Linked DNA regions of Homo sapiens: region 2 is linked to region 1. The links are chromatin loops, found by intact Hi-C in ENCODE. Cell type or tissue: IMR-90. All regions are shown on one strand. Each heading gives the region's core, and the rest is flanking DNA. Links, peaks and the distances in the headings are about the cores only. Region 1 overlaps MEF2A (myocyte enhancer factor 2A). Region 2 overlaps MEF2A (myocyte enhancer factor 2A).

Evidence for each region. Peaks named below come from ENCODE experiments on the same cell type or tissue, not always from the same donor. Only the 100,000 strongest peaks of a DNase experiment are listed, where the experiment ranks them.
Region 2: a loop joins it to region 1, with 1.8 times the contacts of the local background. A loop is called at or near these places in 7 of 110 quality-filtered maps.

What each region holds. Positions count from the first base shown.
Region 1 is chr15:99,573,946-99,576,773 of GRCh38, reverse strand. The region is part of intron 1 of MEF2A (myocyte enhancer factor 2A); the gene reads right to left. Among named protein-coding and RNA genes, the nearest start is that of MEF2A, 9.4 kb to the right of the region's middle. In IMR-90, for the core only: no CTCF peak of the experiment used is centred there; no DNase peak of the experiment used is centred there.
Region 2 is chr15:99,631,580-99,634,407 of GRCh38, reverse strand. MEF2A (myocyte enhancer factor 2A) reads right to left here. Exons shown (of 12, transcript NM_001319206.4): 3 at 1,235-1,430. The coding sequence starts at 1,288. Among named protein-coding and RNA genes, the nearest start is that of MEF2A, 67 kb to the right of the region's middle. In IMR-90, for the core only: no CTCF peak of the experiment used is centred there; a DNase peak (open chromatin) is centred at 1,677.

The sequences.
Region 1 (2,828 bases), core at 259-2,758:
AGCTACTCAGGAGGCTGAGGCAGGAGAATGGCGTGAACCTGGGAGGCGGAGCTTGCAGTGAGCCAAGATTGCGCCACTGTACTCCAGCCTGGGTGACAGAGTAAGATTCCGTCTCAAAAAAAAAAAAACAAAAAAACTAAAGTTTATGTTTCTTCTAGAATAACAGTTATTAAAAACAAAATATATAAAATCAACACTTCACTTAAAAGAAAGGTTTCCACAAAATTAACTAAAATATTATAACAAATACAGGAATAGTTCATTATCATATGAAAGTAATAAAAATAATGTTGGGTCATTATTATAATTATAAACAACAACCTTGTTCGAGACAAATCAACCACGCTCAAGACACTATGAACATACTCACTGAGTAAGTAAAAGATATAAAACAGGATTCACACTCCTGTTTTAAAATGTTTTGGAAAACAAGACCCAACCACTGTAGAATTATTAAGAATTCGGTGAAAGTAGTTATTTAAATTGTTAACACTTTCAAAGAAAACAGTTTCTCCTAGGAGTTTTGGGACTATAAAGATAAATTACAAACTACTGCCCGAGGAATCAGCATAAATTCAAAATTTCTCAGGTTAATAAGCCAAAAGGCTCTAAAACAATGAAACTCCAATATCAATAGCATACCTGCTGCCTGGTTTCTGGTTTCTAAATACTCTTACCCAATAAAGGAAAACTTGAAATAATGTAATGACTGATTCCAGGACAACAGCAGGAGATGACCATAAGATGAGCCTGGAATATCTTACTGGTCCCGAATGCAAGAAAGTGCTCAACAAATGATGGGGGCATGTTAAAACAACCAATGAGTTAATGTGAAGAAGTTTCCACTAACCAAATGTGGGTTAATTTGGAACATCAAAATGAATACTGGCAGGTAATAGAAAACAACCTACTTAATAAAAAAGAATCCATTATATCATATTGATATCAAAATGAATAGGACAAGGTCTTCTTTAAAACAGACTAGAATGCCCACTAATAAATGGAGAGGGAACGATGGTTAGAAAAACACTATTTTGCAATTCTGTGTAGTAAGTGATTCAGGCAAGAGTAATCAATGAATGCTAAAACCATTCTGTAAGCGTTTGGAGGAGGAAATTTTCAGTCTCCAAGTGTCTCCAACAGATTATTCAGTAATAACAAAGGGGACTATGATACCTTTTGTAATAGAGAAAACTAGCAGGTAAAACCTTAACTAAGTGGTCCAAATAAACATCAACAACATGGTCAAAATGACACCGTACTGCCTCATGATGTGATGCACTGAGGATATACCATCACTTACATGGGATTTTTGCCAAAAATGCAAAACCTGAATCTAATTACAAAGAAGCACCTGGACAAATCCAAACTGATGGACATCCTACAAAACAAAGGGTCTGTACTCTACAAAACCCAAAAATTAAAAAGGCTGAAGAACTGTTTCAGATTAAACAATACAAGGGATATAATTAAAATGCATTGTATAATATTGGAATGGGAAAAATATTAAAGGATATTATTGACACTATGGGAAAAATTTCAACATGAACTGTACATTAAACAATAAGATCAATATTAAATTTCTTGAATCCCCCATACTAATGTAAGAATATGCCCTTATTAGGAGATATCAGTTGAAGTATTTAGGGGTAAGGGAACTTGATGTGTGCAACCTCCTCTCAAATGGTTCAACAATAAAAATAATTTTAATAGGAAGAGAACAAAAAAGAGAAAAAAAGGAGATGAGGAAAAAGATCTACACAGTGGATTCTTGATATTATATAACAATGCCTGATATGTTAATGATAATAACATGTCAGGTTTCCTTGTTAGAAATGTACACAGTGCATTAACATAGCATTTCCATCTATCCCTGTATATAACCTGAATTTAATCATACCTGTGATGTTTTGCCACTGACTTTAACTAAATAAACTTGCATCTTTGACATATTCTAGACCAGAGGTCCCCACCCCGGGGCCATAGATCAGTACCAGTCCATGGCCTGTTAGGAATGGGGCCACACAGCAAGAGATGAGCGGCATGCCAGTGAGTGAACCTTCATCTGTATTTACAGCCGCTCCCCGTCGCTTGCATTACCACCTGAGCTCCACCTCCTGTCAGATCAACGGCAACACTTAATTATCACAGAAGCACAAACCCCACTGTGAACCACACATGCAAAGGATCTAGGTTGTGCACTCCTTATGAGAATCTAATGCCTGATGAGATCATCAGTCACTGTCTCCCATCACCCCAAGATGGGACCCTCTAGTAGCAGGAAAACAAGCTCTGGGCTCCCACTGATTCTACATTATGGTGAGTTGTATAAGTATTTCATCACATATTACAATGTAATAATAATGGAAAATAAAGTGTACAATAAATGTAATGTGCTTGAATCATTTTGAAACCATCCCCTCCCCCCACCATTCATGGAAAAATTGTCTTCCACGAAACTGGTCCCTGGTGCCAAAAAGGCTGGTAATAGCTGCTCTAGGCAGAAGATGTAATCAAGGAGTTTCAATCTGTAAATAAAATAATAATCTCTGTTTCCAGACTTTGTACCCACTCTGCAAATATAAAAAGAGAGCAAGAACGACAAAGCAAATGTGGTACATGGTAACAACTGGTGAATCTGCGGCAGATATAAATGGGAGTTCATTGTACTATTCTTGTAACTTTTCTCTAGGTTTGATTTTTTTCCGAAATAAATTTAAAAAAAAAAATCTGTCAACCCTAAAACTGTACTTTGTGGAAATTAAGCCATTTCTGAAAGAAAACAAAAACAAAACCTTAACTCCTAGATTCTTCTCTCCCTTTCTCTT
Region 2 (2,828 bases), core at 323-2,822, 58 kb before region 1:
TGATTCCTTTGGAATAATAGCATGGATAGTTTACCAATCTTCCCTATTGTACCAACCTTCATAATGAATCATACTGTGTGGGCCTTATGTCTTTGTTGAACAATCTTCATGAGTTGAAACCAGGGCCTCCTCTTTAATTCAGTCTATGGGCAACCCTCATCTCTCCCACCAACTTCCTTACAGGCTGCTCAGTTGAGTTTTATCTCCAATTATATCTATATTCCAGTGAATTACTACTCAGATTTGCAGAACACATCTTCAGTTTCGTTCTGTTCCTGGTAAACTTTCTGAAACCACTTGTTCTTGAAACTTCTCCTGATACGCAACTTTCCCAGAGATAGCATCTCTCCAGTAGTTCCTTTATAATATGCTATGAAATTATTTTTCCTTCTTTCTTCTGAACTAAGGAGTTGGTAAACTTTTTCTAAAAGTGTCAGAGAGTAAACATTTTACGCTTATGGACCATATAGTTTCTGGGGCAACTACTCAATTCTGTTGTTATAATGCGAAAGCAGCCATAGACAATATGTAAATGAATGAGCATGACAGTGCTCTAATAAAACTTTATTTACAATAACAGATGGCCAGCCCATGGACCATAGTTTGTTAAGCCAACATTAGACACTTAAAACTTCTGGCCTCTTCATATACCAGCATCATTATAATTACCTTGAATCTGTAAGGATTTACCCACACTGGTACCATAAAATAACTTCAATATATTTTATCAATTAAAACTGAGGTACATATATAAATTTAAAAATATTTGCAATAAGTATAAAAAATTCTCATTACATATTGGTTAACCAGAAAATTTAACTGACTAGAACACATTCACTGATAATTATAGTTAACTTAGCTAATTATAAAAACAGATGTGATAACTTAAAAATAATCAATATAAAAAAGACTAACAGTCAAATATATAATCAAATACATAGAAGACTAAATATCTTATGAGAAATCTATACAATGGATTGGTAATGGTGGGGATTGTGGTGATTTTACTTTTGAGTATCTATATTTTTGGTGACATATATCTATAATAAGGAAGTCTCTTTAAAGCAGATGATGAAAAGATACAATTTTATGATTGTTAGAATTTTTCATTTAGTCTGTAACTAAAAATATTTAGACTTAAAATTAAGTTTAAGAAAAACCCAACCATTCTGTCCTATGTTCTTTTTTTAAAAGAATATTCATATCAATTAAATAAATTAAAATTTTCATTTACCTGTCGGTTCCTTTCATCCATTATGCGTGTGATTTGTATTTTCTTCCGCCCCATTTTCAGTCAACTTTCCTTATTTCCTTATATTCCAAATATTTAATTCAAAAGTTAATTTTCTTCAATACCCTAATGCATCGTACACAGCTTCTGTTATTTCAGCTTCTAGTCCAAGGGCTACAGCTGAAATTTTCTACAAGATCTAAAAGAAAACACAAATTAGAAGATTTAAAATCTGTAAGTTTACAAATCATGTAAGTGTTATACAAATTTCAAATTTGCTTTTACACTGCACACAGCATTATTAGTTGAAATTTCTGGTTATACAAAATTAGTAAATAAGTTGAAGTCTTGTTAACTTTACCCCTAAAATACCTCTTGAATCTCTTTGTGTCTCTAGTTCTGGTTAAACTAATGCAACAATAATGTTTGAGGTTTTCTCAATGTATACAATAATAGCAACAAGAGCCAAGCCTTACTGAGATTCTTCTATGTACTAGACATTTTCCTAAGCATGGACATGTCTTAACTCATTCAATCCTAATAGCAATCTATAATTATTACCTCCATTTTATAAATAGAGACACTGAGACACAGAAAAATTAAGCAATACGCCCAAGGTCACGTAGTAAGGGGCAGAGCTTGGGGTTATAAACTCAGGGAATCTGGTTCCAGCACTTCTGTTCTTCACAACACAGAATATCCTTAAAAACTTCTGATGACCTCCATACCAAACAATGAACTAATCTGGATAGCCCCAATCTGTCTTTTCAAATTCTTGCAAATTGCCCTAGCCTCCAGCCAAATCACTATTTGTCAATTCACAAAGCCACTATATACTTTCGTAAAAATATGCATTTAAATGAAACATTCCTTTGGCCATTTAATGAACACCTCCTTATCAGTCAAGATTCAGTTTGCACTTCCAGATGAAGTGAAAATCAATTTCCCTTGGTAGAATAAACCACAGCACCTTCGTGTGTGTGTGTATAAATTTTAAGTCTGCTTTCCTTCAAGACTTAAAAAATCTTTCAAGCGTTTTTTATTCCATTTATTCTGTGTAGTAGGATGACTGGAAATGATATAGTTTGTCATGTTCTGAATGATGGCTGTGTCATTTTAAAAACCTAGTGCTTTCAGACTTACATAATAAAAATACGAGGAGATGGGGGCATGAATGCTATAATACAACAGTCATAATAATACATTCCCATGGGAATTTTATGCAAGTATTTTCAATACTGTACATGTGTATCAATAAAACTTCAATTGTACTGTGCAAATCCAGTGTGTGATTAAATCTGGCTTTTGCTCAAAAGCTATAAGCCTTTCGTTTCTTATCATTTCCAGCACTAACATCAGCACAGCATTTCTTATTTATCTTCCCTCATTATTTTATTTCTTCATTGATACAAACAGTAGTTGATCATCTATTAACTGATAACCTATTAATTGTTCACCTACTTCTAATAAATGTACTTCCAAACACTGAACTATGCACAGAGGATAACATGGTCAGAAAAAAAAAAAAGGATATGATTCCTAATCTAGCAGAGTTCAGAGTCTAGTAGAAGAAAAAGACATTAATCAAACCATAATG